Regions from separate parts of the Mus musculus genome. Here region 1 is linked to region 2. Evidence: chromatin loops called from intact Hi-C (ENCODE). Cell type or tissue: left cerebral cortex. All regions are shown on one strand. Links, peaks and the distances in the headings refer to the core of each region. The heading gives the core; the rest is flanking DNA. Region 1 holds the start of Rassf10 (Ras association (RalGDS/AF-6) domain family (N-terminal) member 10). Region 2 overlaps 4930543E12Rik (RIKEN cDNA 4930543E12 gene).

Region 1 (15,523 bases), core at 3,362-11,361, 150 kb before region 2:
ACTCTATCATGTTCTTCTCATCCTTTACCCAGAAGCTAGAGGCTTACAAAGCCTCTGGCTATTATGATATTATGGTCAGATTTCCTGAAACTGGAGTTTGAGAAGTTTCAAACTACTATGTGGGTGCTGGGGACCAAACTCTGGCTGTGGGCTAGAATAGTAAGCAGTTTTAGCTGCAGCCATCTCTCCAATCCATACAGCATATGGTTTTACAATGCTGAGCAACAGGGTGAAGAGTTATCTTCTGAGAAATGTGGCAGCACATAAGTCAGTCGTTGGGCAAACATTGCAGAGTATACTCACATAACCTAGATGGTATAGCTGATGACACACATAGATACACACACACACACACACACACACACACACACACACACACACACACACACACACACACACCTATGGCTGCTGCTAGGATCATGGTAGATAAAAACCACACAAGATATAAAAAAACAAACAAACAAACAAACATAGACGAAAGCCTTGCAGTGGACTGATATGGTAAACAGCTGTCTGAGCTGCTGCTTGCACAAGGCAGTGTGCTGTTCTGTTGCCAACTGTGTTTTTGTAAGTACAAGTTCACTCTAAACTAACAATCAAGAGTGCAGTATACTAAGAACACAAACCATAAATGCAAAGCAAATACAGTTCTTAATTTCCATTATCCAGTAGTAACTGTATGGGGTTTGCTTTTATAGTGCCGGCAGACTTGTTTACATCAACATGTGACCCACATAGTGTGTGGTGATATGCGGATGGCTACAGCATCTCTAGGCAACAGGAATCTTTGAGCTCCCCCATTCTGCTCTTATGGGACCACTACCCTATATGTGGTCTGTCCTTGGCAGGAATGTCATTATGCAGTTCGTGACTGCACATACTTCTTCTTGCTTACCAGCTCCTGGCTTTGAGCCATTGTAGTCTTGTAATTTCCTAAACGATTTAGAGCAAAAAGGGCATTTTGGGGGCAGACATTTGGTCTTTTGTCCTTGGTTCTTGATGGCAGCTCCAGAGTGAAGACAGCGGCAGACGAGCTTTTGTTTTGGGGGAGCCCATGAGAGATGATGCTTTGGGAAGCCTCTAGAATGGATACCGGGTGGGTCTCAGACTTAGAGGGCTGCAGTCTCAATTCCCGTTCCTCAGCCTCCTGGGAGGGAAGAAAAGCCGAAGTTTAAGTTGGCCATCAGAGCCCATTGCCTTCATCCATCACGCCTATCTAACGACAGGACTTCCCCAAACAATCAAGTTGGTGAACTTTGGACAGCTGAATAAATGGAGGTCCCTGGAGAGCGACACGGTAGCACTCCACTCCTCCTCCTCCATCTTGCCCTGCACCCCTCCATTTGACCCTCAGTTCAAGCCTGGGCTTGTAGCTGTTGTCTGAGGTGGGGTAGGGGGCAGTCTTAGGGACTGAGCTCTCCAGAGAGACAGCATCAGAATGAGATTGAGTTAGAAGGTGCTCAGCTGGAGTGTGCTGCTTCTAGAACCATTGCCTGCTTGCCTGCTTAGAGGGTTGGAGTCATTTACTTCAGATACTTACTACTGCTGAGTGAAAGGACAGGAGAGTTCCCCTCAATGCAAATGCAGTTGGGATGACCTCTAGAACCCACACTTAGAAATACTGCTACATGACCATGCACAAATGTCTTTCTTTTTTTATAGGCAACAGAGCCCACCATCTCTTCTTTTCATGAGTGGGGTTTTTTTTTTGGGAGGGGGGGCAGGGTTTCTCTGTCCTGGAACTTGCTCTGTTGACTAGGCTGGCCTTGAACTCCACAGAGATCCACCTGCCTCTGCCTCCTGAGCTCTGAGATTAAAGCCGTGCACCATCACCACTGGGCTGAGTAGGACATTCTTTTAAGGGCCGTCTAGCCTGTCACTCCACTCCTCCCGGCCCTGTGGTCCCATACAGTACGATGGTTCAAAAGTGAAGGTCTGACTACGTGATTAAGCCCCACAGTGGGAAGTGTCTCAAGCAGGCCCATGGTTCTCTACTTCCTCCACTCTGGTCATTGCTCTGGCGTCCGTGACATCACACAATCCAAGTGTGTAGATATAGTTATGGTGACTGTTTTAAGGTCTCTTTGCTGTGATGAAAAACCATGGCAAAAGCAACTTGGGAAGAAAAAGGTTTATCTCACTCACAGTTCCATATTAAGCTCACCATCTGAAACACTGAGGCCAGGAACTCGAGCCAGGCAGGAATATGGAGTGGGGAGCTGATGCAGGGGCCATGAAGGAGTGCTGCTTGCCTACTCCCTATGGTCTGTCTGCTCAGCCAGCTTTCTTTTAGAACCCTGGACCACCTGCAGAGGAATGGCCCCACCCACAATGGGCCGGGCCCTACCCCGTCAATCAAAAATTACGAAAATGCCCTACAAGCCTCCTACAATCCAATCTTATAGAGACATTTTCTCAATTGAGACTCCCTCCTCTCTGATGACTTTATCCTGTGTCAAGTTGACATAAATCTAGCCGGCGCAGTGACTAATCAGTCGACCTTAATATAGTTTCTCCAGGTGGGTCTGCCTGATGAAGCCAACCTTTTACAAGCAGATTTTTCTCTCACTGTTAGCAAAGGATGATGCCAGGATGATAAGATGCCAAGAGGACTGGGTGGTTCTGACCTGCCATTACTGCTTTCAATGGGGCAGACACTTACACATGGGAAGAATCTATAAGAGGCTGAGAGAGGTTCTAATGAAGGTCACCAAGAAGATGGGGACTTCAGTGCCACAATGGAAGTGAAGTGGTTTCTGGAAACACATCCGAGTGGGTTTGAAGTGGTGTCCCTCTCCATCCCAAACTCTACCAGCAGAAACACCCTATCTTTAACCTGGGACACTCCGTGTAGCCAAGACAAGTACAACCTGAGACCTCAGAAGAGTGCAATCATGTGTGAGTGTTGCTTTCAGCTACTAACTTCATGGCAATCCATTTTATAGCAATGAAAAGCTCATACCTCCCAGCTTTCTAACCTTTCAATGAAAACTTCTGCTATACACTTACCAGGACCTGATATTTAATCCTTATAGCAGTTACTTCTTAAAGTATCACCACTTTACAGATACGATTCAGAAGTATTACATATTTTCCTTAAGGTCACGATAAGTAAAAGCATTCAGTGTAAACCTCCAGTGTCTGACTATGCTTCGGATACATTTGAAAGCGTATGCATGGAATTAAGGACCCTTCCTGACCTGGTCCTTTTAGCTTATCTTTGGCAGATTCTTCTTCATGTAACTCTGTGTGGCCCGGTGACTGCCATGTTCTCTTGATTCTTTTGAGTTTGAACATCTGATTCCTCTGCCTGCAATGTACCCCATCTCTTAGTCCTTTGGCAGTCCCAAATGGTTCTTTTTTTTTTTTTCTCTTGCCTCAGATGGTACCCTTGATGGGAAGGGAGCCTTTGCAGATTCTCCCAGATGGGGTCCAGGCTGCCAAGCAGCGTCCAGGCATGCTCTCTTACTACATGGTGACTTCCCTGGTCAGAAACACAAGGTATTGTGTTTGCCTGGTACTGGAAATGTCTCTTTTTTTTTTTTTTTTTTTTAATTTCTTACTTGTGTATTTTTATTTTTATTTTTTTTTCTTTTTATTTTTTATTTTTTTTTCCATTTTTTATTAGGTATTTAACTCATTTACATTTCCAATGCTATACCAAAAGTCCCCCATATCCACCCACCCCCACTCCCCTGCCCACCCACTCCCCCTTTTTGGCCCTGGTATTCCCCTGTACTGGGGCATATAAAGTTTGTAAGTCCAATGGGCCTCTCTTTCCAGTGATGGCCGACTAGGCCATCTTTTGATATATATGCAGCTAGAGTCAAGAGCTCCGGGGTACTGGTTAGCTCATAATGTTGTTCCACCTATAGGGTTGCAGATCCCTTTAGCTCCTTGGCTACTTTCTCTAGCTCCTCCATTGGGAGCCCTATGATCCATCCATTAGCTGACTGTGAGCATCCACTTCTGTGTTTGCTGGGCCCCGGCATAGTCTCACAAGAGACAGCTACATCTGCGTCCTTTCAATAAAATCTTGCTAGTGTATGCAATGGTGTCAGCGTTTGGATGCTGATTATGGGGTGGATCCCTGGCTATGGCAGTCTCTACATGGTCCATCCTTTCATCTCAGCTCCAAACTCCGTCTCTGTAACTCCTTCCATGGGTGTTTTGTTCCCAAATCTAAGGAGGGGCATAGTGTCCACACTTCAGTCTTCATTCTCCTTGAGTTTCATGTGTTTAGCAAATTATATCTTATATCTTGGGTATCCTAGGTTTGGGGCTAATATCCACTTATCAGTGAATACATATTGTGTGAGTTTCTTTGTGAATGTGTTACCTCACTCAGGATGATGCCCTCCAGGTCCATCCATTTGGCTAGGAATTTCATAAATTCATTCTTTTTAATAGCTGAGTAGTACTCCATTGTGTAGATGTACCACATTTTCTGTATCCATTCCTCTGTTGAGGGGCATCTAGGTTCTTTCCAGCTTCTGGCTATTATAAATAAGGCTGCTATGAACATAGTGGAGCATGTGTCCTTCTTACCTGTTGGGGCATCTTCTGGATATATGCCCAGGAGAGGTATTGCTGGATCCTCCGGTAGTACTATGTCCAGTTTTCTGAGGAACCGCCAGACTGATTGGAAATGTCTCTTGAGCTATGGTGAGCTGCTGGCAGGCCAGGAGGCTTGCTCATCATCACACCACTTGCACTGGACTTAGAGCACAGTGGGAACCCAGCAAATGTTCCAGGAAGGAATCATTCAATCGACCAAAGCACTTTCCAAGAAATAATGAGACATCCAAGGTCTTGAGGCAGGGGAGTGAGCTGTCAGATCTGGGCTTCCCTGGACAAGCCTTTCACTGAGAGGGTTTTAAGCTTCGATTAGAGTGGCTTTGAATTTCTTCTGTTCTGATACTTGATTCTCATCACTTCCAGACGACATTTAGATGCAATGGGAACAGTCATAGTAATAGCCTCGGTTTCCCCTTTGGAGTCAGGACTGGTGATCAATTTAGGTTTGGCCCTGACTTCTCTGTCAACAAGGCTGTGGGAAGTGGAGGGGCAAAGTGGGGACCTACAGATCTGACCTATGGGGAATTGGGTACCACCCTTAGATCATTGCAAATCTGATCATGGACCCCACTGTGGTTGAGGAAGACTGGAAGGTTTAGAGGCAGCGCTTACAAAGGTGAGCTGGTCAGGTAGTGGATCACAACGTCTCTAGTAGAAACTGTTAGGTGCCTCAGTTTCCCCGTCTGTGCAAAGTGCATTGTACAGAAGGCACAAGACCACGCACATCGGGTTAAGGTGTTTCCAACCAAGTCTAGAGGCAAGGCGTAGCTGAGCCCAGGGAGGCGCAGAGGTGCGGGCTCCAGGCGCAGAGCTGATGCCTAGAGGTGAAGGCTCCAGGCCTTGTATCAGAAAGGTCCCGGGAGTCCATCTTTGCTCTGAGTGGAAAAAACTAGGAACTGGACGCCAGTAACCTGAGCCAGGGGCAGACCCGTCCGCAGGGCTGGGAGGGGCGAGTTTGGGCGCCCCGCCTGCGGTGCTCTCAGCAGCGGCTCAGGGCGCTGGGGGGCGGGAAGAGGTGGAGCCAGGTGGGGAGGAGCAAAACCCGGAGGCCTCGGGCACCGCGGGCAGAGCCAGAGCCGCTGGAACCTGAGCCCCGGCGTGCTGCTTTGGGAGAGTCCGCCGTCCGAGCCGAAAGCAGCCGCTGCCCGATTTCAGTACATAGTCCGGGAGAAAGGCTAGTGAGGCCGGAGACAGGGTCACGGATTCTACTGCAGTTCGGGAGCTGCCAGGTTGCCCGCGCTGGCCCTGCTGCCCTAATTGCACCTAGCCGGACTTGCTCCTCACGTCCCGGTTGCGCCATGGATCCTTCGGAGAAGAAGATATCGGTGTGGATCTGCCAGGAGGAGAAGCTGGTGTCCGGCCTCTCCCGCCGCACCACCTGCTCGGACGTGGTGCGGGTGCTTTTGGAGGACGGCTGCCGGCGGCGCTGCAGGCAGCGGCGGGGCCAGCGACGGGGCTTGACGGAAGACCCTTCGGGCCAGTTGGAGCTGCCCGAGCCCCCGGACGAAAACGACGAGGATGACGACGACGCGATGCCCCCGGGCATGCTATGTGGGCCCCCGCAGTGCTATTGCATTGTGGAGAAGTGGCGCGGCTTTGAGCGCATCCTGCCCAACAAGACGCGGATCTTGCGCCTCTGGACTGCTTGGGGCGACGAGCAGGAGAATGTACGCTTCGTGCTGGTGCGCAGCGAAGCGTCGCTGCCCAACGCCGGACCGCGCAGCGCCGAGGCGCGGGTAGTGCTCAGCCGCGAGCGCCCCTGCTTGGCCCGGGGCGCCCCAGCACGGCCCAGCCTGGCCTTGACCCAGGAGAAGCAGCGGCGGGTGGTACGCAAGGCCTTCCGCAAACTGGCCAAGCTCAACCGGAGGCGCCAGCAGCAGCCGTCGTCACCTTGTTCGTCCACGTCGTCGTCCACCGCCTCGTCCTGCTCGTCGTCTGCTCGGACCCACGAGAGCGCGTCGGTAGAACGTATGGAGACGCTGGTGCATCTGGTGCTGTCGCAGGACCACACGATTCGCCAGCAGGTGCAGCGGCTCCGGGAGCTGGACCGCGAGATAGACCGCTACGAAGCCAAGGTGCACCTAGACCGCATGCGGAGGCACGGAGTCAACTACGTGCAGGATACCTATCTAGTGGGGGCCGGCATCGACCTGGACGGACAAACTCCTGAAGGGGAGCCGGAAGATGCGACACTGGAGGAGAAGGGGACAGAACCGGCGGCACCCCTGGACAGCGAGGCGCAGGCGGCAGCGTTGGAGGAGCTGGCCAGGCGCTGTGACGACCTGGTGCGGCTGCAGGAGGAGCGCGCCCAGCAGGAGGAGTTGCTAGAGCGCCTGTCCGCCGAGATCCAGGAGGAACTGAACCAGCGCTGGATGCAGCGGCGCAATGAGGAGCTGGCGGCTCGAGAGGAGTCCCTAGAGCCCGATGGTGGTCCGGATGGCGAGCTGCTGCTGGAGCAGGAGCGGGTCAGGACGCAGCTCAGCACCAGCCTTTACATCGGGCTGAGGCTCAGCACGGACCTGGAGGCCGTCAAGGCGGACTTGGATTACAGCCAGCAGCAGAGGGACATTAAGGAGCGCGAGCTTCAGGGCCTTCTCCAGAGTTTGCACACTTTTGAGCAGACGGTGGTGCATGATGGGGCTCTGGGTTCCAGCGGACCCTCTCGCGAACCTCAGCCTCAGACCTGTGCAGAAATGTGGGTAGACCAGGCCCGGGGACTGGCTAAGAGTTGCCCGGGCAACGATGAGGACTCAGATACTGGGCTGAGCTCCATGCATAGCCAAGACTCAGACTCGGTACCCCCTGTGTGTGAATCCCTTGTGTAGAAGTAGTAGGGAGCAAGCTTAGACGCTTGCAGAATGCACTGGTTTGGCCTGCTCAGGGACATGAAGTGAGGCCATGGGGGTGAGCTCAGAGTTCCCACGGATGGGTCTGGAGAGTGAGTGTGAAGGAGGGTCCTGGACAAGGAAGCCCTAAGCTTCTAAGCTTTAGAGGGAAGTGGAGTCAGGAGGTGAGAACCCCTCCCTGTTTTTTAAAAACACATTAGGTAAGTGATGAGGTCCAAGCCCATTTTCAAAACAAGAGAAAAGGAAAACATTACGGGACATTTTTTTTTTACCACTCCTGTGCATGGGAAGGACTGATGACAGCTAGAACTTTGGTCTGTGGCATAAAGTGCTGCTAAAAGAAAACACTTGGATGGAAAGGAAATTCCTTGAATGTTAATTGTGACTGGAAACGTGTTCAAACTAGCCAAAGAGGGCGCACTAGTGTTGGTCTCTGCCTTGCTTAACATCTTTGATAAAACCCATAGGCATCAAAATCCTGACTGTTTACATTTCTTCAGGTTTGGGAATTACCCATCTGCTAAATCATTTGCCTTTTATTTCTGTCAAAGGCCAAACTGCACTGGGATGCAAGGCTGGGCCTCTCCTTACTAAATACATTGTGTTAAAGGCTCCCCACCTTCAGCCTGAAACATAGCACTTTGAGTTATAAAATCCTGGCATACATAATCCAGGGTAAAAATGTAGTCTGGCTTTTTGGGGTGTGTTTCTGCAAAGGCAGAGGTGCTGGCTTGTAATTCATGATTCAATTACAGTTAAGAAGGGGGAGCTGCAGAAGGGGGTGCAGCCTGCTTTGCTGTTTTCAAAGAACGTTCTGGTGTCAGCTACAAGTTGGAAGTAAGAATCTCCGCATAGTGTTTAGCTGCTAACTACAGCTCCGTGATTAAACACCAGCTATGATCTTCATGAATTTTACCCAGACCCAAGTCCAACTTCAGTATCTTCGGTTGGAGATGAGGTTCTGGTTCTCAAGTAAACTGCAAGTGCCAATTAACTTCAGGTGCAAACAGCAGGGTTTACTAGCAAAGGCCCCAAAAGGGGGGGGGGAGGAATCTGATAGGCCACGGTGGGTAAACAAATAGAATAACCATAGATAGCAGGGAGCCATGGGGAAAGTGCATGAAGCTGAGTTAAGACTTAAAAGTTGCCCCTGGTTGGCCATTCCTCTGTGCGTGGAGGGGGGAGATATAAGGGTGACATTGTCTCCTGTAGCTGGTGAGAGTGCTGGGGAGCACTCGGTGTAATTGTTCCAGGTATTTCAATTTAAACCTATCAGTTGTAGTTAGCTGTTGGGCCAGTGGAAGGAGCCTGCTTGTCCATTTCCCTGTGGAGCCAAGTACTTTCTGAGGAATGTGGATCTAATCTGTCCAGAGGAAGTATTAACAATGGTGTGTGTGTGTGTGTGTGTGTGTGTTGTCAGTGAGGCGCAGAAGGCTGGTATCAACTGAACTAGTGAGGGGCTGGCTACCGTTCCCACAATGACATGCAAAGATATGTACAGAAGCGTGGGATTTGGAACTGTTTCTTCCCATTCGTGATCACCTGTCTGAGTGTCCCCAATGGGAGCATGTCCTCCTGAACTCCTCAATTCGCTATTGGAACGTCCCCTTTTCACAGACTGTCCCCACTCTGATGCCACCGTAGGATTATAACACAGGCGACCGGTTTCAGATGTTCAAGCAAAATCAAAATGAAAAGAGTTTTCTTAAATACTTGATACTTTTTGAGAGACTTTATTTGGTATCGTTATGTTGCGTAGTCTTGTCTGATGCAGAAAACATCCTTACACTTGGTTCTGTGGCGTCATTCAAAAGAGGAAGGGGAAAAAAAAAAACTGACCAAAAGAGCCTCCCCCTTCCCAGTCATTTGATTCGGTAGACACAAAGCTTAATGACAGCCTGCCTGTGGAGGCAGAGGTAAAATCCTCATTAGAGTGTGACAAATGCCACCTGTCTGAATGGTTTATGCTGGCAATGGGCTGACCTGGTGGTTTTTTAAATTATCATGCTTTTTTTTTTTCTTCCCCCTAGGGTTGTGGGGGGGTGGTTCTTGGACGTTTATTAACTTAGAAGGAACATAGAAGTTGGCAGAGCGCGACTGCCTGGCAGAAAGGAGCTGTTTTCCTTTTGACTATTATTATTTTAAACTTTGATGGGTCGCTGACGTCAGCAAATATGCCTGAAACCTGCAAAGCAAACATGCCACATCACAGGAGGAGGGCCTGCGGGGGTTTGGAGAACATTCTCTGTCCCTAACACATGAAGAGGTTGCCCTGCTTTAAAGAAAATGCTTCAGACAGCTGGGGGGCTTTGCTTCTAACAAAGGATAGTTTTCTCCTTTTTTTCTTTCGTTCCAATCAATTCTCTTCCTAAGAGGTATTCTCTGTGTGAGTAGGAGAGAAGAGGATTGGAGGCGGGAGGAGAGGCAGTGGTTCCTTTTGTAAAAAGTTCTTGTCACAACCATGTGTGTAGGCTTGAAGTCTCACTGATGAATGAGTGTTTTCCATTTTCCTGCATATAGATAATGCCCGTGACACTAAAGGTGAGTCAACACGGCAGACACTGTCCCTGGGAAGGGGACTCCTGTTCTCTGGGTGCTCCCAGGCCCTATGGAAATCCAGCACCCTTTCGAAGAGAACAGAAAACGCCATAAGCTCCTTCCCAGCTAGCCCCATCTTTCTTCTGGAATTAGGACGATCCACTGTGTGTGTGTGTTCCTATGCATCCCATTCGGGGTGCTCTCACAACCCAGCATCCCATGTGGCCTTACTATGCTGACTTCCTTCTATAAAATATGGTCATTAGGCCCAGGAGATGACGACTTAGTGAGTAAAAGGCCCTTGATACCAAGCCTGACAGAAGTTTGATCCTCCGGTCACACATGGTGGAAGGAGAGAACTGATTCCTGCAAGTTGTCCCCTGGCCTCCTCAGAGGTGCCTGATCATACACCTGTGACCTCACAGGAGCACACACATACACATTCAAGTGAGTGTATGCATGTGTACACACACACACACACAATGTTTTTTTAAAGAATGGTTATTATTTTTATTAATAGTTTCTTCCTTAGAAAAGCTGCACAGCACAATCTTGATGAAAAACGTGGAAACAACATGAATTTTGGAAAGAAAGAAGAGCCGCCACATTCAGGCTCTTACCACAGAAAGCCTGTTACTGCCAACATTTGCCAAAGTTCCCTTCAGGATTTTTTGTGCATTTTGAAGTTTTCCTATGTTGCTCTATTGTTACACATAGTTTTGATAAGATTGCATGCCTGCTTTGACCCCATACTGTGGCCAAACTCTCTTGAGCTTCATAGTTTCTGTGACAGCCCACGTTGTTAGCCCACATTCTAACTATTGTAAGATAACTCTGTGTTAGGCTCCTTTATGAGCGCATCTGCTTTGGGGACCCCCCCCCCTCACTTCTCTCAAAAGATTCCCAGGAAGAGAATTCTCACCTTCGAGAGGAGATGCATTTATATGCTTCAGGTGTCTTTGCCATGCTGCTTTTCAAACAATTTATTCTAATTAAGCTATGCATAAAAGTGCCCACTTTATCCTAGATGTCACTAGATATTGGGTTTTGTTTGTTAAAAAATAGTTTCATCAAAATTTATTAATTCTCATAGCCTCAAAATCAGGGCTGAACATCACCATCTTAAAGTGTCTTTGTAACAAGCTGGGCCAGTTGGTAGAGGTGTTTCGTCGACCGGGGTGCAGTTTGGTGACAGAGCGCTTGGGTAAATGCTCAAGGTCTCAGCTTTGGTCTAAAATCACAACAAGGACGGAAGCCTTTACTGATGAGTTAGGATGACATGGCAGGGCCTAGGGGTGTAACTCACTTGGTAGAGTTGCCCAGCTCTGGCTTTGATCCTCAGCACATGTGAAACCAGACCCAGTGGGTCATAACTATAATCCCAGCATTCAACAGGTGAAGGAGGAGGGTCAAAGATTCAAAGTCACACAGTGAGTTTGAGGCCAACCTGGGCTACATGAGATCCTGACTTTAAAAAGAAAAGGAGAGGAAAGGAGAGGAAAGGAAAGGAAAGGAAAGGAAAGGAAAGGAAAGGAAAGGAAAGGAAAGGAAAGGAAAGGAAAGGAAAGGAAAGGAAGGTAAAGAAGAGGAGGAGGAGGAGGAGGACAAGAGGAAGAGGAGGAAGAAGAGGGCATAGTGCTCTTTTCATTTTTTTCTTTCTTCTCTGGATAGATTGATTTACCAGCTAGCAATCTTGTCTCCTATCAGAGTTGGCCAATGATGTGAGAGTGGGAGGGGCCAAGGCTTCATAGGCACAGGACAAAGAAGATAACAGAAGAACTAGAGTTATAAAAACAAACAATTATCTTTTTCATCTCAGTCTAGCGGAACGGTGATTCTTAGAAGGTGATGTCATGAATACATTGTGTTTCTCTTTACAAACCTTTACCAAAAATTAAATGTAAACACAATAAACACACAGGCCAAGTTGCTAATTAACAGCTGCTAACAGTTTATGTTTGTCTGGGGTTTTCTTTCTAGCACCTGGGCTCAGTTTTAAATTCTTTTTAATTTAAAATTTTACTTTCCATGTATCATTCAGTTCTTAGACTAGTTTCCCCCTCTTTTTTTTTTTTAACTTGTATTTATTATTAATGGGCACATGCCACATTATGTATGGAAATCTGAGAATCCTTTTCGGGAGTCAGTTCTTTTCTTGCGCTATGTGGGTTCTGGTGGTAGTCAGGTTACTGGGCGTGGCAGCAAGTATCTTTACCCACCTAGCCATCTTGCCAGCCCATCCTTAAATTTTTGAAAAGGGAAGTGAAGTCTCCAGTGTGGAAACATTTGCCCAATGTACTTCCCTACAGGAAGGACAAGAGGGTAGATAGGGAAGCCACTGTTGTCTGAATTTTTCCAATAGACTACATCATAGGACGGCATGTATCTCCCTGTGAGGCAGGCCTTTTGGATCTCCACTTTTTACAATGAAACTAAGTTTGTCTTTCTGATCAATAGCTGACATGATCAGGGAATGGTGGTGGCATTCACCTTTAATCCCAGCACTTGGGAGGCAGAGTCAGGTGGATCTCTGAGTTTGAGGCCAACCTGGTCTACACAGTGAGTTCCAGGACAGCCAAGGCTATTACATATAGAAACCCATCTTTAAAAACCACACACACACACACACACACACACACACACACACACACACACACTCACTCACTCACAAAGCTGACAGGAGATTCCAGCACAAGCCTGACCTCACATCCAGCACACATGCCAGCCACCTGCACAGAGAGCTCTGCAGACCTGTGAGAGAGCAGTCATCTTGTTCAGTTGTTTCCTCCAGAGAGGAGGAACCATCTCCCCCATATTTCAGAGCTAGTGATTATCTATCAGGTGAAGATTTAGCACAAGACAGAGGTGAGACATTCCCAGGAAATATTTGAGTGGCTCGGAGAATTAGAAGGACAGGCACAGTGGCACACACCTTTAGTCCCAGCACTTGGCAGCCAGAGGCAGGTGGATCTCTGTGAGTTCAAGCCCAGCCTGGTTTACATAGTGAGTTCCAGAACAGCCAAAGCTATGTAGACCTTGTCTCAAACAGAAGAGGAAGAGAAAGGGAGAGGGGGAGGGGAGAGGGGAGAGGGGAGAGGGGAGAGGGGAGAGGGGAGAGGGGAGAGGGGAGAGGGAGAGGGAGAGGGAGAGGGAGAGGGGAGAGGGGAGAGGGGAGAGGGAGAGGGAGAGGGAGAGGGAGAGGGGAGAGGGAGAGTTGTGTGGCCAGATACATGAAGTCATTGATGGTGACAACCCAAGCTGTGCCAGAGCTGTCTCTAGCTTTTTAGTTTTATTGACAGGGTCTCATGTAGCTCAGCCCAGCTTTGAACTCTTTATGTGGCCAAGAGTGACTTTGAGCTCCTGACTCCCTGACCTCAGATGAGTACTGGAAGTACAGACATGCAACACTATGCAAGCTTATGTGGTGCTGGGGATAGAACCCAGGGTCTCCTGCATGCTAGGCAAGCACTCTGCCAACTGACCACACCCCAGTCTACCCAGAACTTTTAACTGAATCTTTTCTATTAAGCCACTCCATACAGGTATCTTAGGGAAGAGTCAGGGGCAAGAGTTACTGTGCCCTACAAGACCCTGTTCCCATGCATTTAAACCTGTGTAGCTGGGTTAAGGACATCCTTGGTCACATTCCCCCCTATGTGGAATAAGACCTGAAGACCACTGCCCCCTCCTCTGCCCTTTTATCTATTCCTCTTGTGAATCATTTAACACGTATTGTATGTCCCCAGAGCATCTAGGATGGTATCTGAGTTTCTTAGCTGGATTGGAGTTGTTGGTCTTCCACCTAAAGGCCCTTCTCTCAGGCCGACATGAACCTCAGTAAAGACTGCAGAATTGAGTCCACTCTACTTATTTATTCAGATCACACTTCAACCCTGAAGATGCTCAATGGCGTTCCTCTATCTTATTTGACTTCACTGCATGCTCCCTGTGCTGGTTGGCATTCTATTACTGCAACGAAATACTTTAAGAAATCAACTTAAAAAGACAAAAGGTCTATTTGGTCTCCGAGTTTTGGAAGTTTCAATCCATGATCAGTTTTGGACCTGTGTGGAGAAAGCACATTGTGTCAGGGAGGTCATGATGGAACAAACAGTTCATTCTCATGGCCAGGAAGTAAGAAGAGAAAGGACTAGGAAATGGCCAGAATCCTACAACCTCTCTGAGGACATGCCCCTCATGACTCAAAACTTTCCATTAGATCTACCCTTGTAAGTTTCCACAACATCCCAATTGCAGTATGATGGGTCCCAGAGGCTTTCGGGGGTCATAGCAGATCTAAATTACAACATTGCCTTCTCAGATGGTTAAGTCAACCATCAGCTTGAAGGCTCTAGGCCAGTGAATTACTTTTTCTAGCACTGAGACCCTTTAACACAGTTCCTCATGTTGTGGTGAACCCCAACCATAAACTTATTTTCATTGATACTTCATAACTGTAATTTTTGCAAGCATTATGAATCATAAGGTAAACCTCTGTGTTTTCTGATGGTCTTAGGCGGCTCCTGTGAAAGGGTCATTTGATCCACCCCCCCCCCCCAAGGAGTCTTAATCCACAGGTTGAGAACCACTGCTCTAGATTCTAGAGTCTAGAATCACCCGCTAGAGAAGCCCTCTGGGCATGCCTGTGAGGGATTATCTTGTCTAGACAATCAAGATGGGAATCCAGCCCAGAGAGGGTAGCACCAATCCCTAGGCTGGGACCCTGAACTGTATACAAAGGAGCAAGAGAGCTGAGCAAAAGCACTCATCATCCTCTGCTTCTTGACAGCGGATGTCCCCATGACCCAGAGGGAGCCCCTTCTTTCTCTGCCAGGGTATTTTAGTTACAGCAACAGGAAAAGTAACTAAAGAAGCATGGTAACATTATTAATCTCCTAATCTGTAAACAGTTTATCTATCTATCTATCTATCTATCTATCTATCTATCTATCTATCTATCTATCTATCTTGTCTTTAGTTTATTGCAGCAATTGTATAGTTTTCTGTATCCAAAGTTTTACCTCTGCCAAAATCATTCCTGAGTATTTTATTTAAATTTTTTTATTCTGGGTGTTATAGCAAATGGAACTGTTTTCTCACTTTCCTTTCTAGGATGTTTATTGTCAGTGAAGAGAATTATGTTGGCTTTTATTCACTGAAACTTTGCTAAACTTATTGGTCAGCCATGCTTGTGTGTCTGCACATGAATGTGATCTTTATGATAGTCTATGTAAAAATGTGCCATTTGCAAGAAGAGGTATTGTTTCTTTCTGATTTGGACTATTTTTATTTCAATTTCTTGACTATTTTCTTGACATCTATCTATCTATCTATCTATCTATCTATCTATCTATCTATCTCTATAACTTATTTATATGTATTTTGCATATATATTCCTAAAAATGTAAGTATAACCTACTCAGTGTATAATGTGGGATGTATGTTTTCAGGGCTGACCATTTGGTGTTGGATAACCAATTAGTGTGCTCTTTCCCAGAAGGATTTTCTCCTGCTCGCAACATTCCTTAACTGCCTGTAATTCTTTGTGTAGGGTTGATCCC
Region 2 (15,523 bases), core at 4,330-12,329:
ACACACACACACACACACACACACACACACACGCACACGCACACACACACACACGCACACACATGCATGCACATCTGGGCAAAGCCCTAGCTGTGTTCGAGACACCATTGGAGAAACGTGCTTTTTTTTTTCACCATTGGAGAAAGTCCTTCAAAAAAAGGACTTATTTCATGATCCATCACTTTTCAGTCTCTCCTAAGGCTAAGATATGTTTCAATGGCTTCCACTCATTGGCTCTACACAGTCAACCAACAGTCAACAAAGCTCAACACTGCAGCTTAAGCAGCTGTCACACACCAGGAATACACCAAGTGTGACGTGTCCTGACATTCAACTTTACAGAAGTCCCTTCGCTTGACAAAGGCGTAGTGAAGGCCAAGGATGACTTCACCAGTTAGTGTGTCCTTGGGTCTTGTTTCCAACCAACTGACGAAGTCCCCTCGATGTCTAGACCCCCTTTCTCCATCTAGTTCAGTAGAGTTTGTGCACATCAAATATGTGTTGCTTACAACAACTCTGAGCACAGTTTTCCAATCTACAAGGTTGATGCTCCAGCCTCCCAGTCAGGCTCCCAGCTAACCCACGTTGCCTCCTAGGGACAGCTGCATTTTCTCAGTTGTCTGAAGTGGCCGTCACTTCTTTATGGCTCCCGCTGTCACCTGCAATAAAGGAAAAGTTCAACAGTCTGTCTCTGTATCAGGATCTGGACCAATTGGTTGGTTGGTTGGTTGGTTGGTTGATTTTCCTCCCTCTGTTTCCCACCTCCCTCTCAATACTGGGGATGGAACCTAGGGCGTGTGTGAGTATGTAAGTGCTCTACCGCTGAGCTCTGTCCCTAAGGCCACCACCTTTATTCCCCCACTTTTTACTTTTCTTGCCCAAGTTTCATGGACTTACCCTGTAGTCCAGGCTGGCCTTGAGCTTTCCATCCTCCTGCCTCACTCAGCCTCTGAGTAACTGGAATCATGAGCCTGTGCCCCTACTCCTGGCCTCTCAAGCAGACTTTCTATCATGCTCCATCTTGAGAAAGAGGGAATGTGTCATTCTTCCAAGAAAGGCTCCCAGTCACCACGAGCGGATGCACCTGCAATGCTGGAAGACTCCATTTGACTCCCTTACAGAGATGTCATTTTGGTGACATCAAGGGAACTCAAAGTGAGATCCTGGCCCTCCTATGTAGACTGATGACTTCATCTTCTGTCCTCAGTTACTAGATCTAAAACTGATGTGGTCAACTTTACCCTCTCCACCCTATATACATAGTCAGTAAACACACTGTATCTAGATAAGGGCCCTGGTTCCTTTTTTCTTCATTCTAATCCTTCTAAAAATTCTTACCCTGAAGCTAAATCTATTCAGAAAGCAGTATATAAAAAACTACTTCTCCTATCAGTAGGAGTCCAGACAGCTCTTACTAATAGTTAACCATCAGTTATTTTGGTTGGCTGTCTTTAGGGACAGGGTCTCAATATTTAGCCTTGACTGGTCCCTCCTGCCTTGGCCTCCCAAATATCTAGAATTACAAGTGAATACCACCATGTCTAGCAGGGTTCCTAGTATTTGTTTTTTGAGATGAGCCTTATAGTGCAGCACTAGCTGTGTTGGAACTCACTATGTAGCCAGACTGACCTCGAATGTACAGAAATCTTCCTGCTTCTGCCTCCTGGGTGCTGGGATTAAAGGCATGCACCACCATGCCTGGCAAATATAAAGCTCTCAGCAATTTGCAAAGGACTGCATAAAACACATCTCAGTGAGTTCATGGCCAGCCTGGTCTACAAAACAAGTTCCAGGCTAGCTGGGGTCACATGGTAAGACATTGTCTCTAACAATAAACAACAAAAAAGGCTGTGCATATACAATATATATTCCATTTCACTTAGAAACATTGTGCTTACTAAGTCTTCAAATGAAACTAAGGTTAAATTTTAGCCTATAGCCACAAATCCAGTTGGTATAGTTTAAAACATGAATTATATCATGTGGTAGGGACATAGCAACACATCTAGTACCTTTTTAAAGGAAAAAAGTCTATTTAGAATTCAAAAAACAGGCTTGGGGCTACTTGGTTATACAGAGCTGGTTTCAAGTCCTCCCCCACTTGATAACTGTTGGGCAAGTTATCAGATGAACTTGGGCAAGTTGCCTCTCCTCACTTGGTTTTAATTTCCTCATTCATAAATGGTGAGTGATAAATATGCAGGGTTTGTTGTGCTAAAACCAGACAATGAAAGCAGAGATCTATGCCTAGCATCTAACACATACTAGAGACTCTATACATATTTCTTGTGTACATTTTTTCCTGCTCCTCATTTTTCCCATGTTTGTGGGACCTGAATTCATGAAGTACAAAAAAAAAAAAAAAAAAAAAAGAGAGAGTAAGGGACAAACCAGAGTCTCTCCGAGCATAGATCCTGGCTGAATGGTGTCAGCATCACCTGGGCACCTGCTAGAAAAAAAGCCTTGGGCCTCACCCCAAACCCAAGGACAGTCTCAGGTTTCATGGAGTTATGGTAGTTAGCTCCAAAGTGCTCCCCATCAATCCCCACTTCCTGGAATTCACACTCTTGTGTAGTCCTGCCCTGGGTGTACCATGATTGCCTTGTCTGCCCAGTAAAATACATCAGAAGTTATGAACATCATTTCCAAGTTGAGATTACAACGTACAGCATGGCTCCATCGTGTTCTCCATAGCTTTGGTCACTGGCTTTGGGAAAGGCAGTCCCGGGGGCGGGGGCAGGGTGCAGAGGGGATTCTAGGACTTTGGGCAGCTTTCTGAAGACACCAGTGCTAAGAAACACAGCTCATGCCCAGCTTGCACAGTACACATGTTCTGTGTTCAAAACTGAGGCTGCAGTAAATTGTATGACCTTGAATTCATTCCATGTTTGACTCTGAATTTTGTCATGGCACATTCAGAAATCTTTCACTATTGCCAAATATTTTACTATCACCCACATTCATTTACACTTCCCCAAGTGGAACAGGGACTTACATTAAGAATATGTACATTATGACATTAAGAATAAGACACAGCATCGGGGTTGTACCTCAAGGATCAGAGAGACTGTCACCCGTAGTCTTGTGGCATCCGGATAGTCTCCAGATGAGCCTCTCCTAGAAGGTTTACTCACTAATACTAATGCCTGCCTGAAATGCCTCAGTTCAGATTTAAGATAGCTCTATTGGGGAGGGGGAGTGACCTGGCTTAGCAGATAAAGGCACAAACTACCAAGTCTGATGACCTGAGTTCGATCCCTGGAACCTACTTGGTGGAAGGAGAGAACCAACTTCTGGGTTGTCCTCTGACCTTGACAGGAGCACATGTGGCTTGTCCCCCCATACACCCTGACACAATCCTCTGACCTTGACAGGAGCACATGTGGCTTGTCCCCCCATACACCCTGACACAATCACACATAAATAAATAAAAATGTAAAAGACTTATGTTATGAACTGCAGTGTCTTTACTGTACACACAAACTTTTCTGTTCTTATAGAAACATAATGGCTTAAGTATGCAAAAAAAAAAACTTTTAATAGTTTCCTAGCTTCATTTTTCAACATATATCATGTAAGTATGTCTTTGGATTATAGTGGGCTAAAATATTTGATTGCAAAAAATCATGATTTGAGTTTCTGACTTGAGTTTAAAAATAATTTTAAAATCTAGAATGATTTTTGGCTCTGGATTAAGACAAATTCCAGTAATGTTTGAAAATGGCTCTCTGCGCACTACTCACATTTTTTACGTATTTACGCAAAGCATGGTTGATTATAAAAATCAACATGTTGATCAACTCTGAAAAACACTGAAGATGTTCTACGCGTCCTGTAGTATCAAATAGACCAGAACAGGAAAAAGAACAGTCCCTGAGGGGTTGGTGTGCTCGGGAGCAGGAGGGACCAGAGCCATGGAAAACTGGCACTGTGCTCTCAGTGACAGACATTTTGAAAAGACAGAGGGGGAAAAAGAAGGGAAGAAGAGAGGCAACATTTGAGTACAGTAGTAGGGAGGGGAGATACTAGGACCACTCTCTTCTCATCTCTCCACCAAAGTGGGACAAGACATCTTTTTAAAAAGTCCTGGGGCTGAGGCAGTGGCTTTGTGGCTCCTAGCCTTTCCTGGATTGCACCCTCGGAGAATACAGAGCAAGAATCATGGGACCATTTACTGAAACCTGAACACCTCTAGACCATGGGAAAGAAACCGAATCAGAACCTTCCCGTATTCTTTGAGGCAGAAACCTGGCAGGAGCCAGAGTCTGCAGGGGGAACAGAGAGAGACAGGATACGTAGTAGCCAGTGTGATGTCTGAAAGAGCCACTGGGACATGACCAGCATTTGAAATCCAAACACTGACAGGCTGCAGAGGTGTGTCCAGCATCTGTAACTCCTCAGTGAGTGACATCTGGGAGCCTGAGAAGAAACAGTGAAGAGTGAAGGTTGGAACTGCATTGTGACAGCGACTGTCCAGTTCCCTCCCCTGCTCACTCACTCCCCCTTCATTAATAGCACAGACACTCCAGCAGGCTAGCTTTGTCCCATGCGACTTCCTGTTTTTATATTATTTGTGGATTTTTTAAATTTTAATTAATATTGTGAAGTGTTTACTTATCCATCTGTATATGTGTGTTGTGTGTCTGAGTGTATACACATGTATATTGTGCTGTGTGTGTGTGTGTGTGTCTGAGTGTATACACATGTATATTGTGCTGTGTGCTGTGTGTGTGTTGTGTGTCTGAGTGTATATACACATGTATATTGTGCTGTGTGTGTGTGTTGTGTGTCTGAGTGTATACACATGTATATTGTGCTGTGTGTGTGTTGTGTGTCTGAGGGTATACACATGTATATTGTGCTGTGTGTGTGTTGTGTGTCTGAGTGTATACACATGTATATTGTGCTGTGTGTGTGTTGTGTGTCTGAGGGTATACACATGTATATTGTGCTGTGTGTGTGTTGTGTGTCTGAGTGTATACACATGTATATTGTGCTGTGTGTATGTGTGTTGTGTGTCTGAGTGTATACACATGTATATTGTGCTGTGTGTATGTGTGTTGTGTGTCTGAGTGTATACCCATGTATACTGTACTGTGTGTGTGTTGTGTGTCTGAGTGTGTACACATGTATATTGTAGATGCATCTCTCTATGCTCATGTGCAGAGGCACGAGGAGCCTGCTGAATATTGTCTACTTCTTTGAGGCAGGGATTCTTCCTAAACCTGCCACTTGGAAAACTTTTAGACAAACATCAACAAACAAACAAACAAAACAAACTCAAAAAGTAAAACAGATACCAACGAAATTCAGAAAATCATTAGAACATACCTTATGTAGTCCACTAAATTGGAAAATCTAGAAAGAAAAAAAAAAGTGATTATTAACCTACATGGTTTACCAAAATGACCCCAAAGTGAGGCAAACAATTTAAATACAATTATAATAAGTAATGAACTTAAAGCAGTATTTTGTTCTCGTTTGTTTTCTGGCACGGAATCTTACTGTGTGGCCCTGACTAGCCTGGAGCTCACTTTGAGGATAAAGACTGGCCTTGAATTTACAGAGATTTACCGTCCTCTTCTTCCTGAGTGCTGGGATTAAAAGTGTATGCCACCAAGGCTAGCTGAAGCAGTAAATTTTTTAAATCCCCCAAGTTAAAAGGACAGTCCAGGCTGAGGGGGATTCACTGTTGAATCTTCAAGTTCTTTCAAGAACTAACACAAATGCTTCTGAAATTATCCAAAAGCCAGACCAAGAAGGAGCACTACCTACCAAACTCTGTTTATGAAGCTGGTGCTATCCTGATACCAAAGCCGGATAGTGACACAACAAAGAAAAAAATTATACACAATTCTCCCTAACAAACATGCAGAAATTCCCAGTAGAATATTTGTAAAACAAGCATTTTTCAATTCTAAAGATCACTCACCTTACATAAAGAATACCACTCATCACGCGCAGGTTGCCTTCGTCCCAGTGATGCAGGAATGGTTCAACACTTGCAAACCAATAAAGGTAATATGCCACCTAAACTGACCCAGGGACAGAAATCACATGACCATTCAGTATATGTGGAAAGGGCTTCTCACAATTGCCACCATCCATTCATAGTAAAAGCCCCGAGGAGACTAGAACACATCCCAGCATAACAAATGTCATATATGACAAAGTTAAAGCCAATGTCGTGGCGCACAGCTAGGGAAAATTCAAATCACTTCCACTAAAATCAGGAGCAAGATAAGGGGATCCACTTTCTCCACTGTTACTTAAAATGTACTAAAATCCTAGCTAGAGAAAGAAAATAAGAGAAAGCAATAAAAGGAAAGAGAGGAAGAAGTTAATGAATCCTCATTTATGAATGATGCCCTTCTATACAGAAGAGATCCTAAACCCTCTCCCAGAAAACTCTTAGCTCTGCTAAATACTTGCAGCAAAATGGATGATAGAAAACTTACATGCAGGAATAGCAGCCTAAGGCTCGGGTTCAGCTCGGGTGGCAGAATGCTACCTAGGACTCACAAAGCCCTGGGTTCCGTCTCCAGCACTCAATAAAGCAGATTCAGCGGTACCTGTAATCCGCCTCACAGGAAGTAAAGGCCCTCAGGGAAATCAGAAGGCAATGGTCGCACTCAGCTGTACAGTGAATTTGTCTCCACTGTGGGTTATGAGATGCTGTTTCAAACTATCAATTAAAAAAAAATCAGTGACTTTCCCATAGAGCAACAACAAACATGCTAAAAGAGAAATTGGGGAAACATCCCATTCATAATGGCTTGAACAAAAAGAAAAAGAAAACAAGCAAATCGCCTTGGAACACATGCAACCAAAGTAATGAAATGCATCTAGAATCAAAAATTTTAAGCACCGAAGAAAGAAATTGAGGAAGACACTAGACAATGGACAGATGTCCATGCTCATAGATTGGAAGAGTTCATGTTGTGAAAGTGGATATGTTACCAAAAGCATTGTACAGGTCCAATGCAATTCCCATCAAAATTCTAATGCCATTCTTTGTATAAACGGGCGGGGGGCCGATAGCGGGTGGAGAGCCTAACATGGAAGTACAAAAGATCTTGAATAGCCAAAGTACTACTGAGCAAAAAGATTGCTCCTGGTGGTATCACCAAACCTGATCAAAATATACTGCAGAGCCATCATAACAAATATAGATCAGAGAGCAATGAACAGAACAGAGGACCCAGATGGAAACCCACACAAATGAAACCACCATTTTTAAAACAAAGATATCAAAAAGATACAGTGGATTGAAGACACTTTGCTCAGCCAATGGCGTGGAGGAAAGTGAGTATGTATACATAGAAGAATAAAAATAGATCCCTATCTCTCACCTTCATTTGGGTCAAATACCTCAACACAAGACCTGAAACTCTGAGTCTGTTGGAGGGAAAAGTAACGAAAACACTCCAAGATATAGGTGTTTTCCCAGACTAGGATGAACAATACAAACACCTTATCGATGCAACTAGAAATCACAGAGTAAAAAGCTGCAAACAGCAAAAGAAACAGCTAATTGATTAAGAGAGAGCCTCAAGAGTGGAAGAAAACGACATTTAGCGATGTTTTGATTTAAATGTGAAATGTTCTCCGTAGGCTTACATGCTTAAAACACTTGGCCACTTAAACCTTAAAACAGTTTGCAAAGGTTGTAGGAGGCGGAACCTTTCCAGAGGAAATAAGTCACTGGGGGCGGGGCCTTGAGGGCTAGTAGCCCAGCCTACTTCCTGTTCCTCTTTCCCCATTTGCAGAGTGTGGCTGCGGTGTAATGAGCCAGCCCCCTGCACCTACCAGCATGCCTTCCATGCCTGCTGCCAGAATGGACTGCATCTTTCTTGACTAAGCCAAACTAAACCATTTCTCCTTTAAGGTGCTTATTGCGAGGGCATTTTATCACAGCAACAGAAAATAACCAAGATGTTGTCCATCTAACAGAGGATTAGTCTCCCGAATATATAAGGAACAACAACAACAAAAACCTAAACAGGAAAAAAATCTGACAACTGAATCAGCAATGGAGCCAATGAAGTTAACAGATGGTTCTCAAAAGATTAAGAACAAATGAGCAGTGTACATTAAAGAAGGCTCAATCTCACTAGCCATCAGCATCATTATAAAAAAAAATAATAATAATAATCACAAGTCCTGGTGAGGATGTAGACAAAAAGGACACTGATGGAGGAAATATAAAGAATTCTGTCCAGCCTCTAATAACATCAGTATAGGAGTTTCTCACAAAACTAAAATGAGATCTACTATAAGATTCATCCATATCAACTCGTAGGGTGTACCTGACGTCTCTAAATCAATATATCACAGAAATATTTGCACATCAATGTTTATTGTGGCACTGTTCAGTATAGCTAAGTAATGGAACAAGCTTAAGTGCCCATCAACAGAGGAATAGATAAAGAATTGCACAATAGATTAGTTTATCATCCATAAAGAAGAATGTTCTGTTGTTTACAGGAAATGGATGTAACTGGAGGATATCATATTAAACACAAATCAATCTCAGACAAATACTAGGCGTTTTCTATTATGTGTGACTCCTAAATTTTGTGCAGATACATAAAATCATGTATGCATAGATGACATTGAAAGTAGATATGAAACTAGCTAGGGGGACAAAGAGGACTAATAGGACAGGATGAGTACAAAAAAGTAGAAGTCTGTGATACATATTCAACATGTATTATACACTTATGTGTAAAAACACCATGTACAGTGCACATACTCAGTCATTTTTATATTTTTTAAAATTAATTGTATTTGTATGTACATGTGAGTACAGTTCCTATGGTGGCCAGAAGAGGGAGTTAGATTCCCTAAAGCGGGTGTTAAAGGTGTTACTGAGCCCCTGGGCATGGATGTTAGGAACCAAGCTCAGGACCTCTGCAAGAGCAGCAAGTTCAGCCATCTCTCTAGTCCATATTTTATATTTTTAAAAAATGCAATTGACTCTCCATACCTACAAGTTACACATCTACAGATGTGTCCAACCAAGAGCTGAAATACTTTCTCAGAAAAATGTTGCAGGAATACTGAACACACTCAGACATTGCTGCTTGCAAGTGACCCAGGGAAACACCCACATACATAGTGATACACTGTACTGGGTATTAGAAAGAATTCAGAAGTTATTTAAAGTGCTTGTGGGATGTCAGCAAGCTATGTGCAAGTCCCATGACAATTCATATAGTGGACCTCACAAGCTGTGAACTTGAGTATAATTGGGGAGAGGTGTCCTGGATCTCACCCCCCGCCACAGACATCCCCCACAAGTGTCTGTATTTGCTTGGTAGCCTTAAGGCCAGAATACACAAAGCTTTGGCTTAGGAATCTGCTGTGTTGGGGGTGATTAGGGACTGCTGATATCACAGGGAAATGAGTGAAGTCAAGAGAGCCTTTTATGAGCCCAATTTCCACATGACACCTGTGCTGTTATATTCTTAGCCTAAACTGAACCCCAACTAGAGTTAATGTGAACCCTGATCCATTGGCAAATTAGTTTATAGGCAGCTACAAGGTAAATGACAGATGTTGGAGTGATGCCACATGTCTTAGAGGTTGACATCATAGACACTAAACATCTCGGCCTCGGGCACACTGTCCTTCGTACCCTCCTGGCATCTACTTTCTTTATAGAACATAGAGTCCTGAGCCAGGGTGTACCAAAGTGTCCACAGGAGCAGAAGGAGATAGGGAGTGGACAGGGTGGGTGCTAGCTGATACATCAGAAACAAAAGGTGATGGGCTGCCCTGAGAGACCAGACATTCAAACCCAACTTGGAGCTGGCATGCCCCCCCACACACACACACACTGGTCTCCTCTTCTGGCAGCCACAGTCCCAGAATGTAGTTTCTTCCTGGGTATCACGAACAAACCAAAACTACGCCCATGGGTGCAAATGACTCCCTTCTCTTCAGAAGCAATTAAAGATTTAAATAAGTGATCACTCCAGAAGCAGATAACTCATCCCAGCGCGCACTTGCTACCTGCCTCACTGCTGTGCCCCTGACGTGCCTTAGCTGTTTGCCACCGCAACACTATTGTTTGGAAAAATATGCCCATCTGGTTCCATGACTGTTGAAACTTGCCTGTGACATGATGAGCCATTTGCGGGGGTGCCACCACTGAGGGAATTAGTCGCTATTAAAATCATGTTCAAACCAGGGCGTTGCCAAGGTGCCGACATCTGGGGAGGCTGCCCGGAGGCTTTTGGCTGTCTAACAAAGACTTGGGGATGGCAGGAGTTCTGTAGGGCTTCTAAATCATGGATGGACAATTTGAGACCAGAAGTCACCTGGAGACCATGCCAAACCTGTGGGTTTTTAAAAGCTTTTAACACACACACACATACACACACACACACACACACACACACACACACACACACACACAGAGAGAGAGAGAGAGAGAGAGAGAGAGAGAGAGAGAGAAAGTTGGCCTAATGTGGTCAGGAAAGGGACAGAGACAGAGGTAAAAGGGAATAAGGTAAAGAAAAGCATGTGTCCTTGACCCGTTTTTTCCTTTTCTCCTGCGCATAGCTGTTCATAAACACCTAAATAGCATTTAATATACAAAGTAGCATGTTCTTGCTTGTGACTAAAGTTGTAAATGTCCTAAAGTCAGACGAGTGAATGGCAGAGTGACGTGTGTACCACATCCCTACACCAGACATGTCTACACTTTTCATTTGAGTCAAGTCTGGATTGGCCTGGCAGAGGGGACTGGCTGGAGACATGAGCAGTGTGTTTGCTGACAGCCTCAAGTCCCTCTGGTTTTTGTGTGGGATGCCCCAGGACACTGGTCCTCAGCCACAGACTGGTGCTGCCAGTGGCTTCTGTCCCAGGCCGATGGGTAAGCTTCCCATGCCATTCCATTCTGCATCGCACCCAGTTCGCATCTCCAGATGGGAGAGGAGCTGTCACGTTAAAGGGAGAGAGAGCATGAGTTGGGAGTGCGCAGAAGCAGGAGGGCTGAGGTTGTTCAAAGTGCTCCCTGGATTGGCCCCTAGACCACTGATGTCCACCGGGTTCTTTCAGGATAATGTTGGGCTAGAGAGATTCTTCAGTGGTTAAGAACACTAGTGGCTCTTCTAGAGGACCCAGGTTCAATTCCCAGCACCCACAAGGTGGTTCAATTTCAATTACAGAGAATCTGCCGCTCGTCTCTGGCCTCCTCAGGCACCTGGCACACACATGATACACAGACACAAATACAGGCAAAACACCTCTACAAATTCTTTTTTTTTTAATTTGAAAACCCATATAGGCATTGGTATACTTATGAGTCTGAATGTGTGTTGGGGGGGCGGGGTGCATGCACATGAATATGAAGGCCAGAGAGTAGCCTTGGGGGTCATCCTCAGACTCCACGCCCCTCCTTCAAGACAGGGCCTCACATTATCTCGGCCTCAGCAATTACACCAGACTGGCTGGCCAGGAAGGACCAGGAGTCCTCCTATCTCTGCCTCCCCAGTTCTAGGAACACAAACATGCACCATCATGCCTGAATTTTGAACCTAGGTTCTGGGGACTAAACTCGGATCCTCCTGCTTGCCCAACAAGCACGTCCTGCCCCAGCTTCCAAGCCCTGCTTTTGTTTTTCTTTTCTTTTGGGAACTAACTTGTTTTATTTTTTTCAAAGGGTCAATAGTGCAAGGAACAAAGTCACCCAAAACCTTGGTTCAACGTGGATGATGGATTCTGAGTTCAGTTCTTGTCCAGCAACTCAGTGAGGTGGGAAAGGGCAAGAGGAAATGGAACTAACTCTCTTCGTGATATGAGAAAGCAAAGCATTAAAAAAAATGTGTATTACAGTCTTAAGGCCTTCTGTGTGTAAGCACATGCGTGTGGGTGTGCCTGCCAAGGCACACAGGCAGGGGTCAGAGGTCACCTGCAGAAGCTAGTTTTCACCTTCCACAGTGTGTGCATCTTGGGGGTCAAGCTCATGTCACCGGGTTCGGTGGCAGGCATGTGTGTCCATCGAGCCCTCTGGACAGCCCACAGGCATTTTTATGTCTACATTCCTAACAGTTCTTGGTTAAACAGCTTCTCATCATATACTGTACAGCACAGTCTTGATTTTTAATCATGTAATTACTTGAAGCCTACTCAAGGGGTTATAAATGGCAGACACGTAGCTCCAACCCCCTGCTACTTAAGGAGATACATCTGTCTGTCTGTATATCTGTATGTCTGCTAACAGTTGACACTTGCTTTTGACTTCTGCAAGTTAGGTTTCGATCTCACACAGTATTTTGACTTGATGTATTATCTTAATCTCTTACTCGTTACTCAATATTTTTTTTCCGCAGCCTAAGTAAGTCTGTAAATGGAAGGCTTTTATTTATTTTTATTTCCTGTGAAGTAAGCATTAAGCTTTTATCAAACAACACTTAAACAGAAGAAAACGAGAGGGACTCTAAAATAAGCTTTCAGAAAAACAAAATATCACGTCTTGTGTTCACAGTGTGTTACAGAACCCTCGCTGGGTTGTCATGACAAGCACATGACATTTTTCCTTTCTGGTCTCTGACAGGTCAGAAGCTGTCAGGAAGAAATTAGGGCTGACCACTGAACAACCTGATTCTCTTTATGAACACAGATTAAGTGTTATATTTATATTTTTTTTAAAAATCTAATGTTGGTTGGGGGATGTGGCCTGTCATTGCTAGTGTGCCTGTCTAGGGTCCAGTCCCCAGTGTGGTATAAAATTGGGTGTAGTGGTGATTGCCTATAATTCCAGCATTGGGAAGGTAGAGGCAGGAGGATCAAAAATTGAAGGTGATTCTTGGCTACAAGTTTGAGGCCACCCAGTGGCAAAAGCAAAAAAAAAAAAAAGTTTGGAACTAGACCTGAATTTATGACCTTTTCTTTGTAATACAAACTATGCAAATGAGACATGGACCAAGGCTAAATGAATGGGCATTCTTGGCAAGTTCTTTCCCTTGACTGAAGAGAGGGCCTGCCTCCCTGAGACCAGGCACCTCCCAGCCTGCTTTTCATGAATGCTAAGGATTAGATTTCAGAGGAGAGCCAGAAAGGGACAGCAGATCCCTGCTTGAGTCTGTTGGTTACCCACTTCCATCTCTCTCTCTCTTCTGAGCTCCAGTAGGCTCTATGCTCATAAAAGGGGGAGGGCTGAACAAGGTTGGCAGACATTCTGGGGATCTCTAGATGGAATGATCATCCTTACCCGTTAAGGTCTAGGGCACATATGTACTATAACATCCCAAACTGTTCCCACCACATCCTCTCTAAAGCTCTCTCTTGTTCTCCTCCCCTCTCTCAGCAGCAAGGTCTCCTGTAGTCTAAGCTGGTTTTGAACTCACTATGTAGCCGAGGCTGGCTGTGAACTCTTGATCTTTTGCTTCCACCTCCTGAGTGCTGGGGTCATGCTCCATCCACATCATACAGGGGAAGAGAGAAATCCTAAGACATACAGCCCAACTCAAGTGATCCTATTTCAAACAGGAGGAATTTCACTCCAGGGTGAAGATTGGTAATAAGTTCACGATATCCATATGTGCAAGGCAGAGGGAACTGATGTTGGTGGGCAGGGACTGACAGGGACTCTTTTCTTTTGTAAGAGAACCACAGTTGTGGCCTCTACTTAGACGCTAAAGAAAGCCCCCAAACCTAGAGAGAGTATGCTGGCCAGGAAAGACAGAAGCAACCGAGGCATGGACCCCATCTTTCCATGCTTCCCCACCCCTACTGCCTTTTAAGTGTGAATATTGTGCTGGAACCATGCTCTCCTGGCTATGTTGGGGTAACAAATGCACCATTCTTTTCCTTTCTAGTTTCTTCCGGATCAGAAGCTTCCAGAAGGAAATTGAGGCTGACCACTGAACCACCTGATTCTTATTGTGAACAAAACCAGAAAAGCTGAAAAATCCATCACCAGACCACAAGGGGTGGGAAAATGTCAACGGGTGTTTCTAACTCAGCAAAGACATGCTAAACGTACATCTCCATTCCGGCTTCCCACACCCCGCGGTGGACGCAGACGCTCACGTTTCCTTCTCCTAGGCTCTGTTCTCTCAAGCCTTCAGCATCTCTCAAGAAACCTGACCACCTGCTCTTCCCTCTGTCTCTCTGCTTACCTCTCTGTCCTTTCAAGTCACACCTGTGCCCTGTCACCTCACTGCCAAAGTCTGATTAAAGCCCTTGTGTTGCTTCATCTGGACATGTATTTTCCATGCTTACATGTCCCCCCCTCCCCACTGCTGGTCTCTGATTATAAGCCTGCCAGAACACTATCACCAAAGCGGAAGCCATTTTAATTGCTCAAGGACTCTGTGTCCCTGAGCAATGGTTTCCAGCCCTGGCTGCTTGTTAAAATCAATCACCTGGGGTAATTTTAAGGTCTCAGTATCACAGCTGCTCACCAAACCAATTGAACCAGTATCTCTGAGTGCAATCAAGACGTGTGTGTGTGTGTGTGTGTGTGTGTGTGTGTGTGTGTGTGTGTGTGTGTGTGTGTGTGTGTGTTTACAACTAGCTAACTGCTGCTCAAGCCAAGGCTAGGAACTGCAACTGCACATTGGCCGCTCTCGGTTGGGCTCTGCAGGCACAGGCTGCACAGTCTGAAGCTCCGGCCGCATGAGCCATCCTTGTGGTTCTCACGTTTTTCTCTGCTCTTGCTTCTCTGGCCTGGCATGGCCCCCTGGAACTCCCTTCCTCCTCTCATGACCTGAACAACTTCTATCCATTGAGTGGGATAGAAAGCTAAGTCACTGGAGATTTCCTTTTTACCTACATATTTTAAAAAACTGCCAAGTAACAGATACCTCATCATCATGCCCATTCCAGCTATCAGTTATCTGTGCAGCCTTCCATTTAACCCACCTTCGTTCCCTCAGTCATCCGACAGTATTCCCAGGTCTAGCATTCCCTCCAACATCTGACAGTATTCCCAGGTCTATCACTAGGCTTCTCTAGGATGGCCTAAGTCACCCTGCTCTGGACCCAGGTTTGTATCTCTCTCATGGACAAGACACTCAAGTGTTGCTGGGCCCAGGGCCCCACACTAGCTTCCTATTCAACCTCCTTTTCTTTCAGCTTTCCTGTGTCCGCTACTAGGCATGGTCTCTTACACGAATGCATGGATTGTCACTGCTATTAGCACCTTGCTGGTACAGTGGTCCCACAAACAATGTCACTCTCCTTATAGTTCCTACCATAGAAACAACTACAGATGCCTGCTACTTGGATCCATTAGTGAGAGACATTTGAAGATAAGCTGGTCTAAGCAGCACCAGGATTCAGCAAGGTTGGCATACAGAAGGTGAGAGTCACTAGACCAGAGACAGGAGACATACCGTCAACCACCCGCACCCATCCATAGCAGGCACGGCTCAGTAATCCTGGCCTCTTAACTCCAAGCTCCAGAATGCTTTCAGTATACACACTCCACCCATGAGTAGCTGAGGCTTATTTACCATCTTGGCGTTCAATGCCATGCACAGCCATAGATAGGTCATGAGCACTCATG

What was found. A loop is a pair of places that touch in the nucleus more often than their neighbours do. Peaks named below come from ENCODE experiments on the same cell type or tissue, not always from the same donor. Only the 100,000 strongest peaks of a DNase experiment are listed, where the experiment ranks them.
Region 1: it touches region 2 in a loop (2.2-fold over the local background); 2 of 42 quality-filtered maps call a loop at or near these places.

Annotation. Positions count from the first base shown.
Region 1 is chr7:112,948,318-112,963,840 of GRCm38, forward strand. Rassf10 (Ras association (RalGDS/AF-6) domain family (N-terminal) member 10) reads left to right here and starts at 5,645. Exons shown (of 1, transcript NM_175279.3): 1 at 5,645-9,141. The coding sequence starts at 5,877. The coding sequence ends at 7,403. In left cerebral cortex, for the core only: CTCF peaks have their summits at 6,918 and 7,840; a DNase peak (open chromatin) is centred at 5,598; H3K4me3 peaks cover 1,842 bases.
Region 2 is chr7:113,096,720-113,112,242 of GRCm38, forward strand. 4930543E12Rik (RIKEN cDNA 4930543E12 gene) reads right to left here. Exons shown (of 6, transcript NR_045978.1): 4 at 5,933-6,030; 5 at 5,332-5,358; 6 at 3,517-4,419. Among named protein-coding and RNA genes, the nearest start is that of 4930543E12Rik, 38 kb to the right of the region's middle. In left cerebral cortex, for the core only: a CTCF peak has its summit at 8,821 (motif pointing right); no DNase peak of the experiment used is centred there.